Regions from separate parts of the Mus musculus genome. Here all the other regions are linked to region 1. The links are chromatin loops, found by intact Hi-C in ENCODE. Cell type or tissue: heart. All regions are shown on one strand. Region 1 holds the start of Rasa3 (RAS p21 protein activator 3). Region 2 overlaps Rasa3 (RAS p21 protein activator 3). Region 3 overlaps Gm46032 (a long non-coding RNA gene). Region 4 overlaps Cfap97d2 (CFAP97 domain containing 2). Region 5 overlaps Rasa3 (RAS p21 protein activator 3). Region 6 overlaps 1700029H14Rik (RIKEN cDNA 1700029H14 gene).

Region 1 (5,000 bases):
GAGGGGGAGAACTGACAGACAGCACTGACAGACAGCACTAAGAGAGGGTACTAAGGGAGAGCACTGAGGGAGAACACTGACAGACAGCACTGAGGGAGAGCACTGATAGACAGAACTGAGGGAGGGTACTGAGGGAGAGCACTGACAGACAGCACTGAGGGAGAGTACTGAGCGAGAGCACCAGGGAAGAACACCTAGGGAGAACACCAAGAAAGAGCACCGGCAGAGAGCACTGTAGGCAGGAAACTAGCCCTGGTCCACAGCAACCCAACCCTGCTCAGTGAGAGGAGCTACCATTTTTATGCCCTGCTTGCCCCTGTACTTCTCCACAGCCACACTTTAGAGCCAGAACATGGAGCCTCGGTGAGGATGCAGAATGGCTGCTAGGCTATTCAGGCAGAAAGATCGGAGTCACCCAAGGGTCCAGGGGAGAGCAGAATGCAGAGCCTGGCTTCCTGGGGGCTTAGGGAGCTCAGTAGAGACCTTGACGGAAAGAAACTGAGCAAGGCCGTTTGTGACAGCACAAGAGAGCATTTCTGGCCTGGGAATACAAAGCCGGAATTTTAAATTTTTATTTATTACTTGGCAGATGATAATTAGCTCTTGCGCTAAACATTTTTATCAAGGGAGCACTTTTTAAAAAACAAATAATAAATACTGTGAGAAAGGAAAACACGACTGGGAAGTAAAGCTATATTGCAACCCTAGGGAACATCAGGCCCAAAATAGCATTGCTGGGCAGATGAGCTCTGGCCACAGCTATTCGCCCAATCACAGGCCAGCACTGGCTCTAGAGAGTTGGGCTACACACTTCCTCAATACAGCAGCCTCAAGGAAGCGTGGGTCAGTCCCATGTGATGGCCGAAGATGGTTGTAACAAAGCAGTAATTGTTACCAAAGATGCTTAACGATTCTAAGTGCATGGAAGAGCACATCTAAATAACCAGGCAACTTTCAAAGGGAGAAGCAACAGATCCCTCAAGACAAGACTGGAGCTGCTCTAGTAGTATTCTTACTAAGATGCTTTTATGTGGCTTTGTCTGCTGTAATGAGCAAAATGTAGACGGAATGAGAAAGAGGAAGGAGAACAGAGAGATTCATTTCTGGTGAAACCAAGTACTATCTTCCGTTCTAAAACCAACAAGTAGAGGGCAGACCTCATAACATCGGCCCCTTCCCTGCGTTCGTAGCCACAGCCGTGGTAATGGTGTTTATCTGTATGTAAGCTTTTAGGGGCAATTGTCTCTCTTTCCTTCTTGGGAACTTCTCTGGGTGGGGGAAGAGTGATGACTAGGACAGATGACAGTCTTGTGTATTCCCTCCGGATGCAGCCACCCCTTTGGACTCTTGCTTTATTCAGATGGGGAAATGGATGTGACAAGAAAGAGGTTCATCTAGGTCAGCCTGGAAGTCACCAGAAGGCTTGCTGGAAGCCATCATGCCTGGAGACAAGGCTCAAAGGAGTGACTCTGGTGATGTGTGTGTGTGTGTGTGTGTGTGAGAGAGAGAGAGACAGACAGACAGACAGACAGAGACAAAAACTGAGAAGGAAAATCAGGGTCAGAAAGGGTGAATACTTCTGCCCTCAAGTCAACTAGTGTCACGACTAGTGACACTTCGGGCAGATGTAAATCATTGAGTGATATGACCACAAACCAGAAATGCAAAGGAAAACCCAAGAGGTCCCTCCTCTGTTGCTAGGCTTTTTATAAAGCACACCGGAAGCCCAGCTACCTAACCCACCTGGCTAGGAGTCCTGTTCTTCTGATAAGATTTCCCTGGGGACCCCAGTGATATCAAACAAGCAGGGCAGCCAAGAAACATCAAACCCAATCCAGTTGCTACCGATGTTTTCTGCATTCCAAAAGGCGAACCCAACACACATCTGTGCTCAGACACAGAAGGCAGGATCTATCTGCAGAGCTATGTTCCCTGCATACTCCATCCAGAGAGGGCAGGATCTATCTGCAGAGCTACTATGTTCCCTGCATACGCCATCCGGAGAGCACAGGGCCACCCCTCTTGAGCAGCCCTGCAGGTAAATACTCTTGAGAAAAAAAATGATGAGGAAAGATAAGGCAGAGACGCCTCTACCCAACCTCACTCACTGCCACCATCCCCCTATGCAGTCAGAGGCAATGAAGGCTCCAATCATACCCTTATTCAACGTCTAGCAACGGAGGAGGGACCTTCTGACTTGTCCCCTCTGCTGCTCCCCTAGTGAAGACCCGATTCCGGCAGACAGACTGAAGTCTTTCCTTCCCTCCTGTCTTATTTACTATGTCATTCTGGAAAAGAAATCCTCTTTGTTTGAATGGAACTAAAACCTTTCCCTGTGTGCACAGTAGCCGATGCTAGGATTGAAGCAAGCACACTGTACTGAAAGGGAAAGAAAGTCTTGGACCCTTCTCACCAACTGACCTGATTCTGCCCCAGCAGTATTCCACAGCAACCTCCCCAGATCCTTGAGCAAAAGGGCACAGCACCCCTGGAGCCTGGTGGACTCACTTGGTCAGAGGATCTGGCTGAAGGAAACTGAAGCTGGCCACCCTCACACAAGTAGTCTTTGCCCACAGAGGACAGAAAGCAGCCCCTTTCCTCAGATGGAAACTGACAGCAATTCCAGGCATAAGAGCAAGAGAAATCCCTCCCGTGCCCTCTGCTCCAGCCCAAACACCACATGCTCTCCGCAGCGCTTCTGAACCAAAGATCAAACTGTCTCGGGCGATGATTCAAAAGCAAAATAAAGCGGACAGGAAGCAACACGCTGATTGCGAGTAGCTGGCATTCTTCAGACAGCATCGAATGTCATCAACAACTGACACCAGGCTGTGACTGTTGCCACCCACTAGGGGCCTTTTCACATGGGAACAGGCCAGTAATGTGGGGCGCAGTTCAGAGGGAAAAGACTACAGGGACGGTGCACTAGGACCCAGAATTCCTTCCAAGAAAATTGGCCCCTGCCCAGTGTGTTAATGACTTGATGTGTAACGGTCACTTCAGAAAACCACTGTAAGGAAGTAGACTCACACGTCACTCACAAGATAAAAAACAACTGGGAAAAACGAAATCTCCAGGTTAAAAAAAAAAAAATCAGGAAGTCCTCTCCAGGTCTCTCCAGTTCCACTTCACTCCCCGTTCCTAGCGTTGCTGCCGAAGTCCCGACCAGCCCAGAGCAGCCTGAATGCCAGGCCTGCCGGCCACAGCTCCCACGGCCAGTTCTCAATGAAAGGAGGGGGAGGTGCTGGTGGCTCCATCACCAGGCCTGCAGCGCGCAGACACCACACACACACACACACACACACACACACACACACGGTCGCGCGCGTGCACGGCCTCGAAGCCTGCAGCAGCCGAAAAGGTGAAGGGGCGCCCCCTCCTTGGGAAATAAGTTCCTGCGCACAACTGTGGAGAGGACACCAGGAGACTGACATCAGTAGACCCGATCCCTGAAGTGGGAGCACCCAGACGGATCCGCGCGTGCTCGTGCATGTAAAGTCAGGCGCCTGGGATCTGGAGCGGTGCTGCGCACACGGACACACGCAGGCAACCACGCGCGCTCACTCCCACAAACAGACGCCCCCTGATACAGGTCCCTCCTCCCCCGCAATGCCACGGAGAACCGGGCAGTCTAGGCGGAGAAACACGAGGAGCCGGTCCAGCCCGGCCGGATACCAAGAACAGGGGTCTGGGGAGTTGCCCACGCCACCGCGGTCCTCACCAATCTTGATCCTCACGCTCTGGAAGACCCGCAGTCCCTCTTCCTCCACCGCCATGCTGCTTGTCGACCTCGCCAACGCGCGAGGGCCCGGCAGCGCGGCCGCAGAAGGGGGACAAGACAGGGGAAGAAGCCGGCAGACGGAGCCGAGCTGCGGATGCCCCCAGAGCCCCGCGCGCTGCGGTCCGCGCTCTGACCGGGTGCACCGCCTCGCGCCCTTCCATTGGCAGAGCTCGGGGGCGGGGCTGCGGGCGCCTTCCTTCGCCAGAGCCCCGATCTTCATTGGCTAAGGCTCTGCATGGGGTGGGGTAGTACGACTCCGCCTACTGTCAAACACTGCATTCCATTGGTCGGGTCTGTAAGGAGGCGGAGGCGGACTCTAAGGCGGGATCGGAAGGGACTTGCCTTGGAGTGCCCCTGAAGCGGTCCCTCTTCACAGCCCTCGCTGGTCCGGTCTCTCTGGACCTGGGACAAAGAGAGATCGTGAGTATTGATCTGTGTTTTGACCGCCAGGTCCCGTAAGACCGACTCGCACTTAAAATCTAAAAAGCTATATTCAAACAAAAGGTATGAAAGGAAAAGATTTCCTCTAGCCCCAGCTTCAGCGACTGAGAAAAGTGACACCTGCCGATCGCTCTGGAGAAATCAGAAGGTGATATGCTGTCAAAGTGAGGGCAAGTGGACCCTGTGCCCAGCAAGCAGTCCCTGCTTACCCTGTGGTGTGCTTGGGCAGCCTCAACGCGGCCCTTGAATTTAGCATTCCAGAACCTTCAAACCTGGTGCTTACTGGCAATTTGATTGGTATGCAACTTTAGAATTGTTGTATCTCTACAACGATACTGTGAGGTCCTATCCCCGATCCCTCCACTAAGTTTTTCCTGCAGCTGGCATAACTCCCAGCTTTCCTAGAGGGCCAAGAGCTCTAGTCCCTCGTTCCTTATAGTAGTCACAGAAGTGTCTCCCAGAGGCCCTGGTGGGTGGGGAGTGGCGGTAGAGATAGCCTCTGCAGTGGGTTTGAAGGAGGCCTGCCTTTCGGTAGGACTGAAAACGGAAGTGGCATCGCTTGAGGAGTCAGGAGGCTAGGTCATTGATACACCAACTGAAAGGTGTGACACAAAAATCCCTTGGTGCTATACGGTAGCTCTCTCACCAGCAGCCAAAGAGCAGAAATACAGTGTATAGGCAGGACACCCAGGAAGGTGCTGGAACTCCAGAGAAGCTGATTTGGAACCCTCCAGAAGCTGCTGTGCCATAGACAGGCTCTGACTGGGAAGAGAGGGAG
Region 2 (5,000 bases), 61 kb before region 1:
AGGCGCAGTGCAGTGAAGGCAAGGTTTGTGTGAGGGCTGAGGCACAGGCACTGATGGAGGGAAGGTCTGTGTGAGGGCTGAGGCGCAGGGTGGTGATGGCTGGTATTAAGGGTGCATGTCGAGGTCGAGTGAGATGAAGTGTGAAGTAAAGTGAGGAATGATTTGAGGCTGGGGAGATGACATATGGGAGATGTGAAAAATAGCTGTGCAGATGTGAGGAGTGTCTGTGAGGTTGAGTGTGAGCAGTGTGTGAGGTCAGAGTCAAGTAGTGAGGTGAGACAGGCAAGGAGCTAATGTGGGGCGTTAAGGGATGAAGGGAAGCCAGAATGAAAAGTGAAGCAAGGTGAGGTCCAAGAGGGGGCGGGGCGGGGGGGGGAGGAGGATGCAGAGGGGGTGTGCCTGGAGTGACAGGAAAGCATAAGGAGAAAGTGGGGTGGGGTGTGAGGGTCATGTGAGAGGCGAGGTTAAGTGGAGTGAAAAGCAAGTAGGAGATACATGGGGTGCTTTGAATGAGAATGGCCCTTACGAGCACATATGTTTTGAGGGCTTGGTCCCCAGTTAGTAGAACTGTTTGGGAAGGATTAGGGGTGTGGCCTTGTTGGAGAATGTATGTCACTGGGGGTGAGCTTTGAGGTTCAAAGAGCCCACACCAGGCCCATTCTTAGTTCCCTCCCCTTTTCTCTCTCTGCCTGCAACTTCTGAATAAAATATAAGCTCCCAGCTACTGCTCCAGTGCCCTGCCTGCCTACTGCCATGCTTCCCGCCACGGTGATAATGGACTAACCCTCTGAAACTGCAAACCGGCCCCCAATTAAATGCTCGCCTTGAGCATGGTGTCTCCTCATAGCAATACAACAGCGACGAAGACAAGGTTTGACACAACAGTGGCAAGGTTTGAAGACTATGGGGTGTGAGGTTGAGTAAGAGAAGCGTGAAGTCATATGTGGGGCCTCAGGGAAGATGGGCACAGGGGATGAGGTAAAATGGGTTTGTCCATGGCAAGAAGCAAGATAGGGTGGGCATGTAGGAATGGGTCAGGTAGGGCATGAGGTTGAGGCTAGATGGGATGGAAGGGTGAGGCATGGTAGAGGAAGGTGGGTCTTGTGTGAGACTTAGGGTGAAGTGGTGGTGACAGTTGGCATGAGATAGGTGACAGGGTGAAGGATGAGGAGTAAGGGTGTGGTCAGATGTGGTGATAAAGCAAGGTTCTGTTCCGTCTCCAGTTCTACTGACACGCTCCCAATTGAGACTCTGGCTCAAAGGTCCAGGGCTCCCCATCTATCCAGGCTCAGTGTCCTCTTGGCTTCAGCAGTATTATCTTCTGCATCCCTGTGACTTGTTCATCTCAACCACTAGGGACCTCAGACAACACAGAGGGAGTCAGTCACTTCCTACCTTGAACAATGTAGGTCAGGCAGCAGTGGCCCCCTCTGCCCACCTGTAGTGGGTGAACTCTGGTACCACACCATCCCCGTTCTCCTACTTTGGATAATCTTGGGTTCACCAAAATAGTGACTACCCTTTGGCCTGGTCTGTCACCTAGACTCCTCACACAACTACTGTCTAGGGAGAGTATCAGGGTTACTACCTTCTTGAAGCCATGGGGAAAACAAGGCTCAGAGAAATAAAGGGTTGATGTGGACTTCAAACATGTCTGACTGGCCTCAAACCCTCCCGCCGGCCCTTTCTTATCCCTACTACTATGCTGGAGTTAGGGATGAGTGCGGCCTAGAGATAGTGAAGAAGGAAGGTTTGCAGCCCATACTGCCCTGTGGTACCTGGGAAGGAGCTCTTGAAATCTGTCTAGGGACGTTTCGGGACACACTGCATGGTAGCCTTAAGGTGATGCTCAGAGGCCCTGATCAATGTGATCTGGATATGAGATTCCAGTGTTACGGTCGTCTGCATACCAGGTCATTATTTGCACATCGTTCTGCATTATCGGGTCAAAAGGACAATTCGTGAGGCTACAACCATCAGGCCAGGCCACACTGGCAAGCCTCCAACTTGGTCCCATCAAGAGTGACTCAGAGCCATATATGGTCCTGTCCAGGAAGGCTTCAAATTAAGCGCTAATCTCCTAGTCCTTAGGGCAGCAGGACAGTGTTTAGGGGAGATTTGTCATTTCTCCCAGGACGAGACCCTGCTTGTGAAAGGAAGAAAATGTCCATTTAAGTACCTACCATTTTAAGTACCTACCTATGATGGAGTCCCTTCGGAAAACATCTCTATCAAAAATGTAAAAGGACAGGTGGCGGAAACTCCGAGGGATTTCACAGTAAAAGTCCTCTCCGTAAAAGGGGCTAGACAAACAAACAAAATGCACATGGTTAGAGTGTATTCGGCTGAGTCCCTCAAAGGCTGACCCGCCCAGGGGATCGACTTGAACAAATCAGAGAGCTCAATGCAGGGGCTGGGGGTGGGGGAACACTGGTCGGTAACAATCTCTAGCGCATGGGTCCACATGTAAAGCCAACCCCAAGACTGTTACAGCGACCTGACTGTAGCTGAGAGTTGGGGGTGGTACTCAGTGATGCATCAAAAGGAAAAACACACTGAGGTTCAGACACGCTCCTTTCCCCCACAAACCTGCCTGCCCTTGGTTCCTGTATGGGGGACCCAGCCCCGTAGCTGACTCCCACTGTTCCCAAGGCTCATTAGCCCCCTCGTGAGTCACCCCACAGCTGTGGCAGCCCTGCAAATGGAAACTTAAAAATAAACCGACATTCTAATTAAAGGGGCAGAAAGCCAGAGGGCTTTGTCACTAAACAAACTTCCCATTGTTCTGGGCTAGGAAAAACTTGCTCACGACACTAGGAAGAGGACACCAGACACGGGGAAGTGCTTAGGAAACCCATGGATGACTTCAGCATACACACACACACACACACACACACACACGCCTAACTTGAAATTAAATGCGATTCCAAATCCATGCTCTGCCGTGGCTGAGCTCCAACATGGGAAGGGTTACTGTTCAAGAGGGTACCAAAGCAGTGTGCCACTGTCAGGGAAGGCGGCAGGAGAGCACACGCAGGGAGGACCATTGGCACCCACGTACCTACCACCTGCTCACCACTGCATACAAAATGAACTCAGAACACATCACACACCAAACCTAATGGCTAGAACTACAAGCTTCTCCCAAGTCCACAGGGACAAAGCTGTGACTTGGACCTAGGTAGAGATTTCTTAGCTATGATATCAGAAACAAGACTGCTTTAAAAAAAAAAAAAACTTGGTTAACCCAGACCATCAAAATGTAAAACATGAATTTAAGATGCCTGTGCTAGGACTGGACAGATGGCTCCAGGTTTAGAAGTTTCTGCTGTTCTTCCAGAGTGTCAGCTCTCAGTAGCTACACTGGGCAGCTCACAACTGCCTATGAGTCCAGCTCCAGAGGATCCAACACCCTTTTTTGGTCTCTTCGGGCACCTGCATGCACACGCACTCGCGCGCACACACAATAGATAAATAAAAATAAGTCTTTGAAAACTTTGCACTTTAAAATATGTCTTGGGTATAAAGCCTAAGAAGAAGGAAGACCAAAATGTGGATGCTTCACTGCTTCTTAGAAGGGGGAACAAAATACTCACAGGAGGAAATATGGAGACAAAGTGTGGAGCAGAGACTGAAGGAAAGGCCATCCTGAGACTGCCTGCCTCACCTGGGGATCCATCTCATATACAGCCACCAAACCCAGATGCTATCGTGGAAGCCGGGAAGTGCTTGCTGATGGAGCTCTGCCAGGGGTAGATGCTCAAAGGCAACCATTGGACTGAGCTCGGGGGTCCCCAGTGGAGGAGTTGGAGAAGGGACTGAAGGAGCTGAGGGGATTTGCAGTCTCATGGAGGGAGCAATGGTATCAACAGACCAGACCCCCCCCCCAAAGCTCCCGGGGACTGGACCACCAACCAAAGAAGACACATAGAGGAACCCATGGCTCTGGCCGAATATGTGGCAGAGGATGGCCTTGTTGGTCATCAGTGGGAGGAGAGGCCCTTGGACCTGAGGGTGTTCGATGCCCCAGTGTAGGGGAATGCCAGGGTAGGAAGACAGGAGGGAGGGAGTGAGTGGGTGGGTGAGTGGGTGAACACTCTCATAGAGGCAGGGGAAGGGGGGATGGGATAGGAGGGTTCCAAAGGGGAGACCTGGAAAGGAGAAAACATTTGAAATGCAAATAAAGAAAAATATCCAATAAAAATAAAATAAAATAAAATAAAATAAAATACATAGGAGAGTAGAAATGAGATCCTACAGAAGAAAATATGTGTAACTCGGTTGTTGGACGATGGACTTGTATCCACAATAGGAACACTGCATGTCACTTAAGCCAAATGGCCAAGAAACATACAAAAAGTGACAAGCACCATTAGCTGTCATGATCTGAATGTGTGGCGTCTCCCCACAGGTGCTTGTGTTTGAACACTTGATTCCCAGTTGGCGGGCGGTGCTACTTTGAGACTATTTCCTAGCTAGCAAAAGTGGGTTCCTGAAGGCGGGCCTTGGAGTGATGCCTCTCTTTAGTTGTGGACTGGGCTCTCTGCTTCTTGATCTGCAGGATGGTGAGAAACGGCGACTCCTTCTATCTGTATTCTGTCACAGTGACGAGACCGTGGTGGGAAAATGCAAATTCAAGCAGGAGGTGCAGGTGAGCCTTCCAGCCTGGCCTCTGGGTGGGACGGCATTGCTTGGTCCACAAGCCTGGGCTCAGAGGAGCTCAGCACACCTGCCTTCTCAGGCCAGGGCTGTGGACACGAGTCTCCATTTGTAAGTAGCACTACAGTATAACCTGCCAGAAAGTTACATAAGAAACTGCCTCTTTGCGATAAAACCAAAATCCTCAAAGTGAAAATCTAAGAGACTGACGTTGCTTTGAGCGTTTCGGGTAGCGAGAAGTATTAAAGACAACAAGCGATGTCATTGTATGGTAGCAGGGTGCCCAAGTACTTCCGCCCAGAGTTTCTTAGGTTAACAATGCTTTATAAGGAAATTGTACT
Region 3 (5,000 bases), 78 kb after region 1:
GTATAGTGTATTGGAGGGTCTCTGCTATGTGTGAGCAGTGTGTATAGTGTCTGTGGAGGGTCTCTGCTGTGTGTGTGATCTGTGTGTGTATAGTGTCTGTGGGAAGGTCTGTATGTTCCCATACATTTATTCCCATATATTTATTTCTTACCATCGTTAGCACTGGTTTCTATCCATCTATAATCTCTTGGCATAAAACATCCAGTGCTCTAAACATCCTAATTTCCCAGAGTCAATCATTTGTTTCGTGCATTGACTCATCACTGCAGGGAACTTCTCAGTGTGGGCCTAAGAACTTGACCTCGGGCTGGTGAGATGGCTCAGTGGGTAAGAGCACCTGACTGCTCTTCCGAAGGTCCAGAGTTCAAATCCCAGCAACCACATGGTGGCTCACAACCATCCGCAACAAGATCTGACTCCCTCTTCTGGAGTGTCTGAAGACAGCTACAGTGTACTTACATATATTAATAAAATAAATCTTTAAAAAAAAAAAAGAACTTGACCTCACTCTCTCTGTCCCAGCCAAGTCTTCTTTTCTTCTGTCCTCAGGATGCACTGGGTGTTTGGCCACTCCCTCCTTTGACCGACACAAATAACCCTTCAGTTTTTCATTTCTCTTGTTCCTCTCTTACTAACACACACACACATACACACACAATTTCCTATCTATGTCACATGGCTCATAAGCCAGCCCTCTGAAAAGCTTCCATGTTTTTTATTCTGTGTGGCTGTGGATTTTGTGGCTCTTCTGTCACCCCCCTGGAGAGGAGCAGAGTGTAAGACTAAAACCTGCAGGAGAAAGGATGGGTAAGAACACCTTATGTCACAAAGTGCTTTCCTGAATTTGGCATCAGAATCAAGACTATTGACGCCAAGCTGGTAACAAAGCACACATCTGCTTGCCTAGGCTTGGTGTCACTCTGTTCATTTGCTTTGAGTAACAAGGTAAACAAACAAAAAGATAAAAGCAAGACCAAAGAAAACTAACAAAAATGTATTTCTGCTTGCTTTTGCACTGAGACGACCTCAGGGATAGTCAACCGAACTGGCTGTCTTCATAACGTGTTCTGAGAGCATGTATATAGCAATCTTCATGGCCTACCGATAGCATAAAAGGAACCTTTTGCAGCAAGGAAGGCACTGTGTATGATAGATGGTATATCTAGACAGCGTGCCTTGCTCAGGCACTGTTGCAGTTCCATTGGCATGCAGTATCAGAATGGCAGAAGAATGAAGAGATTGGTAAACTCCCAGGGCTCCCGTAGCCCAACAGAATTTCTCCTGTATAGACAGCTGCAGTCACCCCACCAGGTCATTGTCCCTAAGAAGCATGGAGACAAAAGGAAGCTGCCTGCTAACACACAAGGCTCAGGCTGACATTCCTGTGTTGTTAGCTATAATGTCCTATTGGTAGAGATTTTACTACAGTCAGGAACCCGTGGTCTGCTGTCAACAGTGTTCCAGGAGAACATGAAGTCGAGCTGAGGGTAGCCCCCTCGTTCAAAGGCTTGCAGACTAGGCTGGTGCCCCCCCCCAGGATGGCAGGAACGCCTAACAGAATGGAACTTGGGAAGGAACTGGGATGGCATTCTTGTGTGGGTGTTGTTACTATTTGGAGAACTTTAAAACTTTTGATATGGGGCCAAGTGTGGAGACAAACACTTTTAATCCCAGCAGAAGCAGGTGATTCTGAGGCCAGTCTGGTCTATATAGTGAGTTCCAGAATAGCCAAGGTAATGTAGCGATTTTATAATGAAATATTCAGAAGTTTAGTTGTATCTAATCTAGTCAAATGTTACAATGGTCTCAATGAACTGGTGGCCACTATGGAGATCAGGAAAAGAAAAGATAAACTAAGTAATTAAGTGCTTCCAAGATGTGATTTCACTTGACTTGTGTTTGCCATAAAGCTTTTAATAAGTGAGGACAACTGGAAGGCCTGGCTGGACAGAATAAAACACTCAAGTAATGAATTTCAAGCATACCTAGGAAATGTCAACATGATTCTCTTATTAAGGGATTATATTTCAAGCTAAATTCACTATTTAGGCCTTTTTTTTAAAGGCTTTAAAAAAAACTATTGGGGGCTGGAGAGATGGCACCACAGTTGAGAGCACAAAACTGTTCTTTTAGAAGACAGGCTGCAACTTCAGCACTCACAGGGTGGCTGGCAACCATCTTTAACTCTAGTTTCAAGGGATTTGGTGCCCTCTACTGGACTCTGTAGGCACTGCATGCACATGTTGGCATAGCCGTGCGAAAGCCAAACACCCATGTACATAAAAATAAAATAATAAGAAAACAACTCTGGCAGACAGAAAATGTTAGATATCTTTGGGTTTTTGTTTTTGTTTTTGTTTTGTTTTGTTTTGTTTTGTTTTGTTTTGTTTTGTTTTGTTTTGTTTTGAGACATGGTTTCTTTCTGTACCCCTGGCTGCCCTGGAACTCACTCTGTAGACCAGGCTGACCTTGAACTCAGAAATCCGCCTGTCTCTGCCTCCCAAATGCTGGGATTAAAGGTGTGTGCCACCACTGCCCAGCTTAGATATCTTTGTAATCTTATTGGTTACTTATATCAAATACTCTGCAGCTCAGGCATGGCTGGGGGTCACCACAACACAAGGAACTGGATTTAAGGGTCGCAGATTAGGGAGAAAACCATTTCACTTGGCAGTTAACAACCATTTGTAATTAGCTTCGGAGGATCCAATATCCTTCTGGTCTCTGTGATTACTGCACACACAGTGCACAAACATATATGAAGTCAAAAGCACCCATACATGTAAAATAAAAATACATGACTCTTAAACACAAACAAACAAAAAACTAACAACAACATAGAGCCCCTGAAACTTCAGTTCACAACCTGACACAGTTCATAGTCACTCGGGAAGAAGGAAATGCCTAGATCGGATTGACCTGTTCACAAGCCTGGGGAGGGGCATTTTCTTGACTGATGATTGATGTGAGAGGACTCATCTCACCGAGGGCTGTGCTAGCACTGGGCGGGTGCTGCTGGATCCTGTAAGAAAGCAGGATGAGCGAGCCAGCAAGCGGCATCCTTCCATGGCCGTGGTATCAGTTCTCGCCCCGACTCCCTTCACGAGGGACCGTGATCAGGACGTATAAAATGCAAGAAACCCTTTTCTCACCAAGTGGCTTTTGGTCATGATGTTTTATCACAGCAATGGAAGCCCTAACTGAGACATCTCATCAGATTGTTTTGGGTCATGGTGTTTACCACAGCATCAGAAAAGCAAACGAGGGCAGTGCCCAAACATTTTTGGCATTTCTGGCCTCTGGCCAAAACAAACGAGGGCACTTTTGCCTTCCAATCAAGGACCACAGTGTAACTGGTGGTTTTTGAAGTTCCTGCCCTAAAGCGGCCTGATCAGTTTCTATCCCCTTGTTCTTGCCATTACCACTGAAAGGAAAAGAGAAGTTATATTTCCAGCTTGGGGAGCTCATCTTCTTCTTCCTGGAGAAAGTGGTCACTATGGATTTAGACTTTCCAGTGAAAGAAGAGGGAGGAGGTTGGAGAGAAGAGAGGTAAGAAAAGAGACTTATTAGAAGATAGAAATCAGTTCACACCGTGATGGATGCTGCAAGGTCCTGGAGACCCAGGACAACCATGGTAGTTAATCTTGATGTCAACTGGTCTGAACTTAGAATCATCATAGAAACAGATCTCTTCATATGTCTGTGAAAATATTCCCAGAAAGACTTAACTGAAGAGGGAAGACTCATCCTGAATGTGGGTGGAGCCATACTGTATACTGGAGTCTCAGACTGAATCAACAAGGAAAGTACTAGAACTGAGCACTGGCAGTCATTTATCCCTCTGCTTCCTGGCTGCAGACATAAAGTGACAGGCTCCCTCACACCCTAGCCACCATGCCTTCCCTGCCATGACAATGTCCTATCAAAGTGTAAGCTAAAGTATACCATTTCCCCCTTACATTGCTTCTTATCAGGTGATAAAGTGATTAGTGCAAAAGCTAGCGATAATAAGTTCCAGCCAGAGCACAGGCTAGAGCCACAGCAAGGAGACACTGACATCCCGTGCCCAATGGCCAGGTAGAGACTGAGGTTTATCCCAGTTAGTCTTTAACAGGTTGGATGTAGAGGCACATCCATACTGGGAAGGGCCTCTGCTTTACTCTGCTGGTTCAAAATCAATCACATCCAGATACTCCTTCCCAAATAAACTTAAGAGTATTGCTGTGCCAGAGCAATTAAGAGCACGCAGTGGTCCAGTCCTTGAGTATCACAGCCCCTCAGGCAAGAGATAAAGGGATTGCATCATAGCTCAACCTACTCTGATGGATACAACAAGAAACATTCAGGTGTTGTTGACACTGGGCCACAAAGTTTATCCTAGAGAACTGCACAGTTGAGTTACACACAAAACAAACCACATACGAACCTCATAGTGTTTTAAGGAAGTTTATACTATTCCCTTGGGCCACATTTATAGCTCTCCTCTGTCACATGGGACCTACCGCCACAGACTGGAGAACTCTATAAAACATCGCAAAGAACAAGGTGGCTTCCGATGAAGAAAAGCATTTAAAGTATCCTCGTGAGCCAAGCACGTCTCAGAATGAAATATTGTACCTCTCAGCTTGCTTGTAGAAGAGGAGATATATTTGTAATTACACACACAGACAAAGTACAGAAAGGATGCAGAGGAGGATATGCTAGGTAGGATATGTTAGGTAGGATATGCTAGGTAGGATATGTTGTAGTCGCTACATCTGGGAAGACAAAGGAAAAGAGGAACTCCATAGTGTTGTTGTAGGCTTTACAGAGAGATCATGGGAAACTCAAGACAATTCAGGAAAATTCACTGCAGACAGGAGAGGCAGATGGGGCTCCTTAATATTCTGCAAGCATACACTTGTGCTTCGTACTGTCGTAAAGAAACCTGCAATGCATTCTGCAAATAGCTCAACACATACACACTGCTAATCGTTTGTTTGTCCCAAGTGTCTCTCCAG
Region 4 (5,000 bases), 50 kb after region 1:
GGCTAAGCACTGCAATGGAAAGGCTCTGCGGCATATATGAGCCTGTTCTAGGGAGACATGTCATCTTTCATGAAGGTTCAGTGTCCTAGTTCCCTTCCCCCAGGCAAAACGACACGGGAGCAGGTCAGGGTTGCTCTGGGTAAAAGCCTGTAAGCCTAAGAGCTAATCCTGTACATGGCTCCTTTACCTACACACTGGGGATTTGACCTCTATCTCCACTCTCATTAATATGGGTGGCCTATTTGCTCTTATTAAAAGAAAAAGGGGGAGATGTTGGGAGCCGCCCCCACATTCGCCGTTACAAGATGGCGCTGACATCCTGTGTTCTAAGTGGTAAACAAATAATCTGCGCATGTGCCAAGGGTATCTTATGACTACTTGTGCTCTGCCTTCCCCGTGACGTCAACTCGGCCGATGGGCTGCAGCCAATCAGGGAGTGACACGTCCGAGGCGAAGGAGAATGCTCCTTAAGAGGGACGGGGTTTTCGTTTTCTCTCTCTCTTGCTTCTTGCTCTTTTTTCCTGAAGATGTAAGAATAAAGCTTTGCCGCAGAAGATTCTGGTCTGTGGTGTTCTTCCTGGCCGGTCGTGAGAACGCGTCTAATAACAATCAGTCCCCCAGTGACTGGTCTATTTGAGTCCAGGCAGGAGCCTCTCACCAGCTGGCTCACTGACTACCAACAAGAAGACACCCAGGGCTTTAAAGAGTTCCAGGAGTCCGGTTCTATAATGGCAGGAAAGGGAGAGGAGACTGAGAATATGTCTTCCCACACCTGTGTAGAGAGCAACAGAAGATGACAGTAGAAGACTCTGATAAATATAAAGGGTGCAATATTGTTGGAGGTAAGCATTTAATACACAAAGTTAGCAAATTCCCTTGAGTTATTTTGTATCGTTAGACCTGATAGGCCTTGTATAAACAATCAGGAAATACTGGAAAGAAAGTATGATTCCAAGAAGCTAACCTATGATACAGATGCTAAAAACCACCACAAGGCCTCTGGATCTAAGTATGTCACAATGCTAAACACGGACAGGAGACAGACCAAAGGCACAGTAGATTCAGTCTCAAATGCATATGAAAATCAGAAGACAGTCAAAGTGGTGTCACTGCAGACTCCGTGCAGACAGAAGTTGTCCCCTGGCTGTTCCAGAGGCTGGGAGCAGGCAATCAAGATGCAGAAATATATAAATTATAGATAATACAGAATATATTAATTCATTACATATTATATGTTATAATTATGCTACAATTATATATTCTATTTATATATTATATTATGCATAATATTGTTATATATTATAATGGATATATTATATGTTGTATTATTACATATTCTATATTCTATTTAATATGTATAATTTATATATGTTGCTGCACCTTGATTGTTTGCTCCCAGCCTAATATATATTATATACTATATATAATTATATGTTATATATAAATATATTTATATAAATATATTATATATTTAAATATATAAATAGATAAGTGTATCATATATTTGTATAAAGTATCTAAATCTATATATAAATTATATGTAAAATGATAAATATATAATATACATAATATAATGTATATTGTATGCAATATATAATTATATAACATAATGTTATACTATATGTTTGTTATTTAAATTATATATAAAGTATTTAATATATATTTATATACTATATAAATATCCCTTTATGTATAATTTAAATTATACAAGTTATTTAATACTAATTATAAATGTACATATTATAGATAATATAATATGTATCATATAATATTAATGTATTAATATATATAATTATATATTATCTACAATATTACATTTTAGATATGTATATAATATATAATATAATATATGTATATAATAGGAGATATATTATATAATATACTGTATTATGAATTTTATAACTATTATATAAATCATAGTATATAAATATTATAGACATTAAATAAATTAGATACATATTATATAAATAATAGTATATAAATGAAAATTAGATACATATCCTATAAATATTATAAACACAATAAAAATAAAGTATAAAATTATGCATAGACATATATAATAAATATAATATTACATTTTATAATGTATATTTATATATTGTATATTAATATATCATACTATATATTATAAAAGATAGGTAGATAGAGCTTATTGCAGTGCCCCCTGGTGGTAGAAGCACAAGACTGAAGTCCAAGCCTTGTGCCCTTTCATGAGGAGTGAAGAAGAGGACATCTTTGACACAAACCTTTGTACAGCAACTGCAAATTCATCTCCAAGGCTACACCTGCACACAGGGTTACCTCCTTGCTCTACACTGAGGAATAAGTTTCCCAACATGGATGGAGTGCCATGGCCATTTTTATAGATGGTGTCTTCCCCTAGTCCCTCTCACCAAGATCTCTTCTGCCATTTATCCCATTTAGAGGATCTGCCCCAGAATCTCATCACTCCCAAAGACTCCATCCCTGCTGCTAGGGGTTAATATTACAACATATAAATTTGGAGGACTCAAGTATTCAGGTCCCAGCAACAGCAGCATCTCAGACAAGTGGCGCTGAGTGCTAGGATGTTGCTTATACACAAAAGATAAACCTGGGTGTCTTCTTGCTGGCTGAGCCCAAGCTGCCATGGGAATACTGAACTAGACTGTTCTAGTAGCAGAGATTTATTTCTCAGAGGTGTGTGCACTAAGAGTCTAGGGTCAAAGTTGCTGTCAGGGTTCAGTTCTCGGTAAGGGTGGCTTCGTGAGTTGCATAGAGCACACCTCACTCACTGGACAGAGAGAACCAATGGGATCCTTTTGTCCCATTCCGGGTTCTGACCTCCCATGCTTCATTCAGATCCACGCTCCTCCAGGGGACCCTGTCTCTACACTCACCTCCTGGGATTAGAACATCCATCTAGATTTTGGGGGCTTGCAATCACACTCTATACTAAGATAAATTCCAGAAGGATTATAGCGTTAAGTATAAAAATGCACATGAGTGTGGTAACGCATGCCTGCACTCTGGGGCTAAGAGGAAGATCAAGGTTTCAAGGCCATCAAGCTTCATAGTAAGATTCTACCTAAAAAAAAAAAAATGTAGCTAGACATGGTAGTGCACACCTTTAATACCAGCATTTGGGAGGCAGAGGCAGAGTTCAAGGCCAGCCTGGTCTACAGAGTGAGTTTCAGTACAGTCAGAGCTACACAGTAAGATCCTAACTCAAAAAAAAAAAGTACAAAGGTATTTAAAATTATCTTTGCAATTAGTAGAAAACACAAAAATTACTCTATAGAACCGTAGTAGAAAAATATGCTAACCATAATCCAAAACCCTTTGAAAAAGAAGGGAGATTGATAAACTTTATATAATAATAAAAAGGTAATAGCATGGCATAAACTATTGTTGGGAGGGAAAGCAAGTGTAAGTGAAGGAAAATTATTGCACGTTACACCACAAAAGCTCATACTCATATGTAAGTAGGCTTTAAGACTGGAAAGCAGCTGGGCGGTGGTGGCGCACGCTTTTAATCCCAGCACTCGGGAGGCAGAGGCAGGTGGATTTCTGAGTTCGAGGCCAGCCTGGTCTACAGAGTGAGTTCCAGGACAGTCAGGGCTATACAGAGAAACCCTGTCTCAAAAAACCAAAAAAAAAAAAAAAAAAAAAAAAAAAAAAAAAAAAAGACTGGAAAGCAAAGATAGATGAGCAATGCAGAAAAACCAGCTTTCGGGAGAGTTTTAAGTAGCTTTTAGCCTATAAAAAAGATCGTTGACTTCACTAATAATAAAGACATGCAAGCCGAGCTTGCTCTCTCACTAGTACTGTTCCTCAAGTCTGAGCCTGGTGAGGACCTGGCTGTGCTCTGGGGACAGGACCACCATCGTGCCGGGCTGTGTGAGAGAGGCAGAGCCCCAGGGGAACTGAGCAATACCTCATAAAGTTGCGCACATGTTTAGCCTTTACCCTAGCAATCCCAACTCCAGATACACTGGCAAATCCACAAAGGCAAATTGCGAAAGATGTTAATTGCAGGCTTTTCTTTGTAAAAGCAAAATTGGAGCCATTTCAGATATTCTTCAATGGGCAGCTGGGTCAATAAGATGCTTTACACATAATGACTCGTATACAGTTGAATAAGGACAAAGAGACTTCTCCACGTGCTACTGTGACATGCCGTTAATTTCTGGAATGTAGTCTGTTGTGGCTTGTGCTGAAATTTAAGCCCCATCACGAGGCACATACATTGTGAGGGTGGAAACTTGAGCTACTATGATGTTTGGGGTGAAGCCCATGGGGGGGTGATTTGGATTAGACAAGGCCCTCAGGATGGCACCCCAGGTCTGAGTCCTGGGGGCTTAATAAAAACAGAGGGATGGTTTAAAGATGATTGTCTTTATAGTGGAGCTCCTGCCTGGCAGACATGAATATTGTTTCCATCTCTACATGGAGATAGATGATAATAAACAGATTATTGATAGATAGGTAGATTGATAGATAGATAGAAAGGAAGAAAGAAAGAAAGAAAGAAAGAAAGAAAGAAAGAAAGAAAGAAAGAAAATGATGGGTGGATGAGAGACCAGAAAACATGTAAATGTGTGCACACATGCACATACATACATACATTTTCATACATCAATTTTATCTCTTCCCATATCCCTGCATCTGCTGGGACTTGGCTGTTGAGAAGGCCAGCATCAGATGAACCAGGACTGCAAAGCAAAATAAACCTCTTTTCTTTATAAAGTACTCATCCTCAAGTATTTAATTCTAGTAACAAAAAAAACGACTGATCCCTGGTGTTTCATGAAAGACGGTGGGGCATACAATTTGTTGATAGTGTGGATGAAACAGGCAAAAATGTGTGCAAATGTTTGGATGCACACATACTGTGAAGTTAGTGTAGGCATGCTCTATATGACTTGATGTTTTTAATATGAAAATAAATATAACACTGGAAGAATTACTAATGAGAGGAGAACAGAGTTGAGAGAACTCAGGTCTCTCTTTTTTTTAAA
Region 5 (5,000 bases), 51 kb before region 1:
CCTTTTGGAAAAGTGACTGCGGAGATGGCTGGACAAGCCTCCAAAGCCACAGAGTTGCGATTTTAAAACACTGAGTGATGATATGGAATGCTGTCAATTACATATGTCAATAAAACTACTTTTAGAACAAAAATACAGCCACATGTCAGAAAACTGGAAGCTAGAATTAACATTCTGGGGTAAGCCCTCCTAGAACACTTTGCCTTAAATATATTCAGACAAAACATGGAAATGGTTACAGGTGGGTCTTAAAGGGAAAGTAGGAACTCCGTCCACATTCTGACACAGCTCGCTTTTCCTTAGCACCCAATTTTCCTTAGCCTATAGCCAGTTTCAGGAGAAGCAAACACACCGCCAGTGGCCAAGTGTCCCCTGGCCACCGACACAACCACCAGACTCCCTTACCACTAGCTTTCCCCAACGTTCACAACAAGAAGCAGTGCCGCAGTGGCACTAAGTGGATCTGCATGGCTCGTCTGTCCCTACAGAACTGTTCTGACGTGGATTGTTGGTGCAGGATGCTCTAAAGCTCTGGAGGCCGAGAGCATGAGCTGGCTCGCACCTCACGAAGCCTGCTCACCCCAACCCAGTTAAGAGTCTGCTCACACAGGAGTGTGGCTCTGACCCTGTGCACATTCATCTCCGAACATTGAAAATAAATCTGCTCAATTGATAGCAGTTAAAAAGAAATGAAGAGACTATTTAGTTTAAAATGTTTAAGTTACAGATGCATTTGAGATGCTTCTGTGGATTTATGAGTGGCTAATGTGAGATGCTCCACCCCCAGCTCTGAACAGCTTCATCAGCAGGACCTCTTATGTCCGGAGCCATGGCTGCCCCAACTGTAATTACGTAGTGCCTATGACAGAGACCTGCAGGAGTGCTCCCAGCAAGGACCTCCGGGTGAGGCAGAGACACCCAGGCTGTGATGAGCTGTTGCATGCTAAGTTTCCTCCTGGGTCAGATGTTAAGGACCAGGCTAGGAGCAGGAAGAACTAAGCATGCAGCCCCAGGACCGATCCACCCTGTGCACTGGATTCTCCCATCAATGGGAGTCGGCTTGTGTCCCTTCCTGGGCATCAGAGTTTAAAACAGATTTTCAAAAGAAAAAGGAAGCAGGCTAAACCCGGGGAAGGATGGTCTTCTAGCACCCCCTCCCACAGCCTCCCCATGGACAAAGCCTCCTTTCTGTGTCCCTCAAAGGGGCCCACAGTGAGAGTGCTTCCCTTCCCAGGCACTGCTTAGCCACAGTTGTGTCCACACAGGCTGCCTTTGTCCAGGCCACAGCCAGTGGCAGGAGAGGCATGGACTGCAAGCCAGGAAGCCCCCATTCCAGCCCAAGGGCTCCAGAAACCTCTTTCCCAATAAAGAAAAGACCCGCAGGGAAGGGCTGGGCCCCTCTCTCTTCTCTTGCTGTTTGACAAGAAGAAATTAATCTAGCCGGCAACTTCTGCCCCGAGGCCACCAGAATGATAGACACACTGTCTTTTTTACCTCATCAAAAAGGATGAAGCCAGAGGCTCAAAGGAGTTTCACAGAATCAAGGAATTTTCATCAAGAAAAAGAAAAACTGACAAGGGGCCATTATTTCTCAGTGCGGCCTCTGGCAGGAACCCTCTGAAAACTCCTCCTCTCCCTAATTTCTCCTTCCCCGCTTTCCCCACCCTCCTCCATGAGCCCTCTGAATCTTTTCTCTCACAGGCCCCCCCAGCCTCCCCCTCCCTCTCCCCATGCCCATAGGACTGGGCACAGGGCGCACAGAAGCCTCGCCCGGGACCTGCAGAGAAACCACCAAGTCCTCCTTGAGTCATTTCCCGACATCGATGCCGCCCCACCCCATCCCAGCTGTTTGCTGCTTGCCGTGTGCACCTCGTGACAAGCGACACTGGTCATGTGAAATGATAGAGCTGGGTCCCCAGTGCCCTGCCTGGAGCAAGTTCCTGGACCTATTTCCCAACCTCTGATGGGGAGCTTGGGATGGGGACTTGAGAGGAGGGGCAGGACTGTGAGGGAGAGTAAAGGAATCAGTGTCTCCACAGGCCTGGCCTTCATGTCCCAGTCTGAGGAGGCCAGTCTCCAAGAGGACCTAGGGCAGAAGCCATGTGACTCTCAGGCTCTAAGCTGGTGGTAGCCCCAAGGGCTGGAAACAGCTCCCTATGAAGACTCCAGGCTGTGTTCAGCTATGGAATAGGCACTGGGCTAATCACTAATTAAAAGCTACATTAAACTTTCATTAAAGCCAACAGTATATCCAATGTCCCCAGCTGCGGGGCACAGAAGGGTCCTGTGAGGGCAGCAGTCAGTTCCAGGAAGACCTGAGGTAACAGAGGGGCTCAGGTCTGAGGGAAGCCTCTCTGTTTCCCCCCAGATCTACCTCTTAAGTCCCCTGAACTGGGATTCTTAAAGCTCCTGGGAACTGGCATCAAAGGTGCCAGGATGACAGGGAATTCACTGGTGCTGAGCCTGACAAACTGGGGAACTGCTACCAGAACAGTCCAGAGAGAAAGGGGAGCGGGAGCGCCAGAGACAGAACACCAACTACGATGTCATCCAGTAAGAAATGGAAAACCCTCACTGGGGGTTCTCAGACCATTCACACATCCGCAGAGGATTCTGGGAACAGAGTGACCCTGAGGTCAGGTCATGGTGCTTTTCTATACCAGGCTAACTTCCTGCCTGGCGCCTATCACCCCAGGGTTTTGGCAGGAAGCCTGCAGCACACTGGCTGCAGGGTACCTACGCGTAGTCAAGACACGGGGCTGGGATTGTTTATCTTGAAACTCTGGCACACAGATCTGCTCATTTTCAAACTAAACACAGACCTGGTGAGAAGAACAGATGGGGTGGCTCACGACTCATGGCGTGAGGCCGGAGGATGGGAAATGTGAGCTGGGTTCCTGCCCGGACCTGTCTTCTAGGACCGGGAAGCACGTGCCATCTGTGTCACCTGCAGTCTTGGGCATCAGGCAGGTATTGGGATAAAGCAAGCCTCTTGTTCCCATGCCTCTTTTTTCTTAGACTCCCCTGGTGCCCGCATAAGCCACAAGTCCATGGGAACTTGATGCTGTCACAACACGATTCCTAGGAAAACCCACAAAGTCAGACACCAGGCCAGCTGTGGGACTGAAATGCTTCAAGCCAATGACATAAGGAGCGGACAAGGGCATAGGAGGGAACTGCAGTCCTTGGAGATGCTCTCCACAGTTTTCCAAAGAACAGGGGTGCCCAGTACAGAGAAAGGGGATCAGTGTTGGGTCCATCTCCCCACAGTTCCTCCCTGCAGCTTCCTGGGGACCAGGAGGTCCCCATCAGCGACACATGCTGATCAGTGACACATGCTGATCAGTGAGTGACACATGCTGTTGAGCCTCAACATGGCCTGGATGACTAGAAAGAGGAGTGTGGGAGCTGCTCAGAGAGTTTGTGACTCAGAAACAAACTGATGTTCCCAGTCAGCTGCTGTCCACGGTGCAGAAGGAACCCCACATTTTGACACAGGTGTGCTCCTGGCTAGGAAAATGTGCCTACAGGAGTTGGGGACAAACTAGCCAAAAGTGTTGTAGATTGGGTGGCCACACCCACATGGGAATGCACAGTGGCCTTCTGAGGTGTTAAAGGCCCACCCTGGGCCTGGAGAAGTCCCTTGGGATCATTATAAAGGCAGGGAATTCTTAGGCTCTGTCTAAAAGACCCAAGAACTTCCAAGTGGGCCAGACCCTTGGAGACACGGCACAGCCAAAACTGTGGAAAGGCACCAGCCGTTTCATGGCTCTCACGAATAATTAATTGGCTTTTTAAAGAGAGTAACTCCCATCAGGACACCACAGACCTAAACCATTTCAAGATCAAGAAAACAGTCACTTCCTTAACACAGGATAGTGTTTATGTGCACAACCCTTCTCCACAATCGAGAAGACCCAGAAGCGGGAAGGCACGGCCGGCAAAGGCCTTCCTACGCCGGGTGCAACCCTGCCTCCCGCTCTCCAGAGTCTCCATGAGCATCTGCTGTTACTGCCACCAAGACTCCTGGCGTCTGCCACAGATCCCTGCTACTCAGTAGCCTTTCTTAACTCCCTGGCACCCCACCGTGTACACCTCACCCCTACAGCCAGAGCTGCTGGCACTATAGCTACAACTGTAACTGCCCTGAGTGGCTACTGCTCCCAGCCAGTGCTTCCAGCTGTAGACCAACTGCAGGAAGGTACCCCTCCTGGCGGAATTTTCTTGTGGCTTTGAGGGGGCTCGAACTTTTGAAATGGCTGTTCTGTGTGACAGCAACGCACTCCTTTACTGCTCCGACAGTAACTCCCTCTACAAGCCCGTCCTTCCTTCTAGTTATTTCTTTCTGGTGCAGAGCATTCTGGGAATTTTCAAAGTGGCAGCCCTGAGCTGCCTTCAGATATGGCCCTGGACTGCTCTTCAGCCATCCAGACTTGGGTCCTGAGCACTTAAGTAAATGAGAGGGGAGGTAGGGGGTATTCTCATGGGGAAGACTTGCCCGGGTCAGGAGGGAGGAGGGTTGTGTGGTGGTCTGCGTAAGAATGGCTCCCACGGGCTCAAAAGTTTGAGTGCTTAATCGCCAGCCAGCGAGTGAAGCTGTTTGAGAAGGATTAAGAGGTGTGGCCTCCTTAGAGGAAATGTGTCACTGGGTTTTGAGGTTTCAAAAGCACCCCTCCCTCTTCCTCTCCTCCTCCCCTCCCCCCCTCCCCCTCTCTCCCCCTCTGCCTGCTGCCTGTGGATCAGGATGTAAGTTCTCAGGTAGTACTACAGCCATGCCTTTTGACTTCCCACTATGATAGTAATGGACAAACCCTCTGAAACTATAAATGCTTTCTGTTAGAGGAGTCGCCTTGGTCACGGTGTCTCTTCCTTCACAGCAATAAAACAGTAACTAAGACCTTTTGTTTTCAGGCTTAGGAGCACCTCTTCCAGGTGGGACATAACCTTCGACAATGTCACTCTCATGAGGGAGGGCTTGGAGGGGGCGTGCAGCGGGGTGT
Region 6 (5,000 bases), 120 kb before region 1:
GAAGGTGGAAGACTGAGCTCACAGTCAGACTGACCAGATATGGAACTGTGTTGTGAAGTGGCTCAACCTTGAGAGCTTGGTGTTTCCCCAGGGACTTATGCCCTCTCATCCACCCTCAGACAGCCTGGGGCTATGCCGAGGCTGAACTCTTTAGCCTCAGGCTAGTTGAGGCCACAGATAGGAACCCGAAGGATGGCACTGTTAGCCCTAGAAAATGAGCTGGTAGAGTAGACAGGGACTCCCTGGGAACAGATGCGTTGGGTTGGGAGGGGCACTAGTTTCATGGGCGAGGTTTCTTTGGAAGCAAGGGTTCTTGAATGTGGGATGGAGGCCCTTGGAGAAGGAAGTCTTCCCCATCATGGGCGCTGAGAGAAGAGCTAGATCTTTCCCCAGGACTGGATGGGTTATGAGAGGGGCCCAAGTTGTCTTGAAAGATCATCAACTCAGGAGAAGGGGTGGGGAGAGCCTGTCGGTACCCCGTGAGGATGTATCTCCACCCCAGTGCTGCTCAATCTCTGGGCTCTGCCTCAGCTTCCTGTCCTCTCCCTGTGCCTCAGTTTCTCCATCTGTAAAGCAGGGGTCACCCTTGAAGATGCCTTAAGCTTTGTTAGACCCAAACAAGATGGCTGAAACTGGGGGCTCCTTCACTGAGACAGCTTGTCTTAACCTTATAGAACATTTGCTCGCCCCTGGGGAGGCTCCTGATGCCACAGGTCACTTTTGTCAGCTGCGGTCACAGGGTGCTGAGCTCTGAAAATGTCCCCCAAAGCTAAGCTCACACAGGGAAGATGCTGAGAAAGTTGTTGGAATTCAGATAAGACCCACCTACTGGAGCCTCAGTGCACCCCTAACTCCCTAGCAAACTCCCCAGGTGTCCCTACCCAGGAGAATGATGGGTGCCATTCTTATTTCCCATGAAGCTTACAGGTTGCCAGACTCCAGGACATCAAATGGACCATACTAGGCTACACCTTTTCATGTCCCTAAAGTTGCATGCTCTTTCCGGCTATGCAAGACTCCTCGCCACTTCAGCCTCACAGTAGGGAGTAACACAGTCTGACTGCCTGGGAACTTCCCATTCCTCTACACCTGTAAGAGGGGACCGCCCAGACTCCGCCTCATGGGCTAGAGTGCTTATTAGAGCCCATCTGTCTATCAAAGCAGCCACCCATGATACTATGTCTGTAGATGCACCAGTTAACTCTTCTAAGCAACTTCCTGCCACAAAGGACGAGCTGCCCAGTGGCCCTAGGACTTTCTCAGCCTTTCAAACGTGAGCCTGAATTCCATCAGGACCATCCTGGAACCTGGACCCAGCTTGGGTTCTCTGCAGGCACATATCCTGAACTCCCGTCAGTTATGAACCCAATAGGACGTTGCTCTGGGTGGGGGAGGCAGCAGACCCTCTCACCCCATCCTAAGCCTTCTTGTGACCATGGCAACCCCAGAAGCCCATGAAGGTCAAGCTTCAGCCACCCCACCCTCCATTCAGTGGACTCACTATGGCTACCATGTCCTTGATGAGTCCAGGTACTTAGGCCTCAGATGTTTGAGGAATTGTTTTGCTTTGATTGGTGTTATGTGGGGTCACATGGAAAGGTGATTGAGGGGTCACATGGGAAGGTGACTGGGGAGTTCACCTACCCAAGCATCCTGAGAGAACTAGGCTTCCAGTAGAGGTACTAAGGAGGACTGTGGCCCAGGACCTGAGGTCTAAGGATGTGGGTGCAGGGAGGACCAGTTCTGAGGTGACTTTGTCCCCTCTCCTCTCCAGCTGTGGCCTGGAAGTTGTCTACATACGACATTGTAACTCCAGCGATGTGTTCATATTGTGTTGTTTCCTTTAGTGAACAATTAGCTGGCTCTTAAGTTCTGTGATAGCCAGGAAGCGGGAGTGCCTGCTGGTCCTGAAGAGTTGGTTCCTAGGGCTGAAAGCAGAGTTGTTTGGAGAATCTGAACCACCAGAGGGCACCATCAGACAGGCGAAAGTGGCCACTGCTCAGTCCTGGTGTTTGGACCAATAAGCCTATGGGGGCAGCAGCAATGTGGGTGGAGGATAGAGGGGAATTGTGGGAAGGCTGGCTGGCTGCCAAAGTGTGTACTCTGCAGAAGTGAAGGAAGAGACTGGTGCAGAGCACAGGGCACCCTCCCCTCTGCCTCTCAGCTCCCTCAGTCTCCTGTCTTCATGTCTTAACTAAACTTGCCTAATACTTACCCAAAGTCCATTTTTTACGAAACTCTTTGTAGATAAAATAAGTAGTATCAAAGTAGTCTGTTCCACTGTAGGCAGGGCCCATGGGGACACCAACTTGGTCCCTGTGCTACCCGATCTCCTCAGGGGCAATGTGGACGGGACACGTAACACAATCTACTCGTGACCTGAGCAGAGGTCCCTGTTCCCGCTCTCTGCAGTGACCATCTGCTGGAAGATGAATTCACCGTCGTCTGTCACCTTACCTGTGATTGGCCTTGGATTGGAAGAGGGTCTCTTGCCTTGGGTATCCGTTGGGTGCTGTCACTCTGGCCCTGCCCATGGCGGGGATCATGGAGCCATTCCAGGCCTAGGCTGTCTTCCTTTAGTCCCCAGAGAGCTCTACTAGCGGCTGAGTCAGAGGGGTCTTGTCCTGAGATGACTGATGGTTCTATTAGGGTCAAGCTTGTGTTAGTGCTCTGGCTGGAATGATTGGGCCCAAAGACGATGGGGTCTTTGGGGTCTGAGTCACTGAAGCTCCTGGAAAACACCAGGTAGTGGGATGGAGAACCCTAGAAACTGGGTTGTCAGCCCTCCCCGAATTCCAACATTACTTGGATCTGGGGAGCCAAGCAGCTGTGCTGGATCATAATGGTAGGCATCCTTCAACAGCCTCTGGCCATTGTAAGCAGTAACAAGAAAGCCCACTGGTGAATGGGCCTAGTGTCTTTGGTTGCCCATGGACATGTGGACATAAGGCAGGCACCCTTTGTCCCTCAAGCTCCAGGTCTGTTTTATCCTTCCAGTAAAATTGGCTGCTGCCTAAGTATAACTGAGCTCCTGCCCTGACCCCGAGTCCTCAGCACATAGATGATCACCTCCTTCTTCCTGGGTGCTGAGCTGCCAAGTGCTCTGAGCAGCTCCTGCCCGGACCTCTTTTTCTGAGACATGGTTTCTCTGTGTATCCCAGGTTGTCCTGGAACTCACTCTGTAGACCAGGCTGGCCTTGACTCAGAAATCCTCCTGCCTCTGCCTCCCAAGTGCTGGGATTAAAGGCGTGCACCACCACTGCCCGGCTCAGACCCCTTCTTTGATGGGGCAAATAATGCTCAGAAGCCGTAGGCTCTGAGACTGTGCACAGAGAGATAGGTGCATAGAGACAGGAGAGTGTGAGCTAGCTCTCAGGCACGTGGGAATGCTCAGAACCAAAACCCCAAATATTTCTTCAATCTGATATCAGTCCCTGGAACTGGAAGATGCTGGGACCCTTGACAAAGACTCGCAGAAGCAATCATATTGCTGAGATTTAACCTAAGGGTTCTCCTACCCAGGTGCCTGGCTGTGGCCAACACAGAACTGCTATCCAGACACACCCACCAAAGACAGACAGGTAGACAGACTCATGCTGATGGCAAGAGTCTAAAAGCAATGGCCAAGGCCTCCTCTTCCATCCTGACAGAGGGGCCAACCAGCTGTTTGTCCTCAAGTGACCTTGGGTACCCGTCTTGTTGTTGGCATCTGGAGAATGGACCTGATTCAAAACCACATAGTGGGCCCAAAGCATTGCCTCAGTTTACCATATAGACCCACTCAGAGGCCCATCTGGGCCCATTATTGCCAGCGAATGGGGAAAGAATTACCCTTTGAGCTAGGGGTCTAGGTGGAAATTGATGGATGGGCCTCCCTCCCCCCTCTACCTAGAGTGTGGCCTCCCTGGAAAGGAAGTCCTTCAAGACTCTCACTCTGAGAGTCTGCAGCTCTAGAAATCTTCTATAGCTAAATGACCTCAACTCTCACCCTATTCTCCATGTGTCCCAAAGGAAACGGAAGAGACACATACAAAGTACTCGTCTGTGGCCTGTGACCTCTGACCTTTGACTTCCAGGTATCTCATGCTCTGTGTGCCTATGTGTATATGTGACCCCATACATTTATGTGCTATGTAAGGGGTGTGTGCACTAGGAATATACATGCAAGTGTGAATATGTGTGCACTCTATTATACATATGAATGTACAATGTGTGGGCATATGTGTGTGGTATGTGTATGAGGATCTGAGGAGCACAGCCCCACATACTCACATGGCTGTGTACATGTGTGCTCTATGTACATGGGAACATACCTGTATGAATGTTGAGCATATGAGAGTTCTCTGGAACATGTCTCATGAGAGGGAAGCTAGGCCCACCCTTAGGATGAAGTAGATAGAGGCCACATGCGTTGCAACTGATGGACTGTGGCAGTGTCTCTCATCCAACTGGTTAAAAAAGTGAGAAGTGTCCCATCTACCTTCTGCTCCCACATTGCTGTCCTGGCTCCTAACTCTGTGCATCAGTTTTAAGCAGGGTCCCCAGGGAACTTGAGCTCCCTGTCTGCAGGTCAAAATGTCTAGATATTCCAGAGGCCCTGACACCCTGGCACCTCTCCCTCAGGACCATGGCTGTGGTGACTGCCAAGAAAGAAGGTGGTTCTAGCACCAGGTTGGGAAGACAGCTGTGACTGGCGCTGACAGGCCCTTCCCCAACTTGTCAGGGCTTGGGGTTTGTTACAGGAGGCCTCAAGCACTGACTGAACAACATCCCTGGAACCATGTTATCCTTGCACGTTTAACCTGTTTCTCTGTTAGGGATGCTGGGTAAATGAGAAGACCGGGCATTATATCACACCTTCCTACACTCAGTGAAGGGCCGACTTCTCTGGGCTGGGAGCACATGACCACAGTCAGATCCAAAGGTAGGAGTCCCCGTGATGAGGGTCATATGGGAATGCTGGACTTAGCTTTCTCCAGCGACAAGCACAGAGGGTGACC

What was found. Hi-C counts contacts between places; a loop is a spot of excess contacts. Peaks named below come from ENCODE experiments on the same cell type or tissue, not always from the same donor. Only the 100,000 strongest peaks of a DNase experiment are listed, where the experiment ranks them.
Region 2: it touches region 1 in a loop (2.4-fold over the local background); 25 of 42 quality-filtered maps call a loop at or near these places.
Region 3: it touches region 1 in a loop (5-fold over the local background); 11 of 42 quality-filtered maps call a loop at or near these places.
Region 4: a loop joins it to region 1, with 2.0 times the contacts of the local background. A loop is called at or near these places in 2 of 42 quality-filtered maps.
Region 5: it touches region 1 in a loop (2.5-fold over the local background); 8 of 42 quality-filtered maps call a loop at or near these places.
Region 6: a loop joins it to region 1, with 3 times the contacts of the local background. A loop is called at or near these places in 19 of 42 quality-filtered maps.

Annotation. Positions count from the first base shown.
Region 1 is chr8:13,673,672-13,678,671 of GRCm38, forward strand. It overlaps Rasa3 (RAS p21 protein activator 3), which reads right to left and starts at 3,916. Exons shown (of 24, transcript NM_009025.2): 1 at 3,722-3,916. The coding sequence starts at 3,776. In heart, CTCF peaks have their summits at 1,144, 2,847 and 4,322; DNase peaks (open chromatin) are centred at 790, 2,850, 4,000, 4,617 and 3 weaker places; H3K4me3 peaks cover 3,782 bases; H3K27ac peaks cover 4,064 bases.
Region 2 is chr8:13,612,335-13,617,334 of GRCm38, forward strand. It overlaps Rasa3 (RAS p21 protein activator 3), which reads right to left. Exons shown (of 24, transcript NM_009025.2): 3 at 2,200-2,303. Among named protein-coding and RNA genes, the nearest start is that of Gm34795, 31 kb to the left of the region's middle. In heart, a CTCF peak has its summit at 2,672; DNase peaks (open chromatin) are centred at 1,992, 2,747 and 4,697; H3K27ac peaks cover 682 bases.
Region 3 is chr8:13,751,666-13,756,665 of GRCm38, forward strand. All of the region lies in intron 1 of Gm46032 (a long non-coding RNA gene), which reads right to left. Among named protein-coding and RNA genes, the nearest start is that of Cdc16, 3.5 kb to the right of the region's middle. In heart, a CTCF peak has its summit at 2,214 (motif pointing left); a DNase peak (open chromatin) is centred at 2,196.
Region 4 is chr8:13,723,735-13,728,734 of GRCm38, forward strand. All of the region lies in intron 1 of Cfap97d2 (CFAP97 domain containing 2), which reads left to right. The region is part of intron 1 of Gm46032 (a long non-coding RNA gene); the gene reads right to left. Among named protein-coding and RNA genes, the nearest start is that of Cfap97d2, 20 kb to the left of the region's middle. In heart, a CTCF peak has its summit at 2,181 (motif pointing left); no DNase peak of the experiment used is centred here.
Region 5 is chr8:13,622,288-13,627,287 of GRCm38, forward strand. All of the region lies in intron 2 of Rasa3 (RAS p21 protein activator 3), which reads right to left. Among named protein-coding and RNA genes, the nearest start is that of Gm34795, 41 kb to the left of the region's middle. RefSeq lists an enhancer at 42-4,083. In heart, no CTCF peak of the experiment used is centred here; DNase peaks (open chromatin) are centred at 1,924, 2,714, 3,194, 3,464 and 1 weaker place; H3K27ac peaks cover 3,080 bases.
Region 6 is chr8:13,549,191-13,554,190 of GRCm38, forward strand. 1700029H14Rik (RIKEN cDNA 1700029H14 gene) reads right to left here. Exons shown (of 9, transcript NM_025601.3): 8 at 2,458-2,642; 9 at 1,532-1,928. The coding sequence ends at 2,577. Among named protein-coding and RNA genes, the nearest start is that of 1700029H14Rik, 11 kb to the right of the region's middle. In heart, a CTCF peak has its summit at 1,956 (motif pointing right); DNase peaks (open chromatin) are centred at 2,041 and 2,441.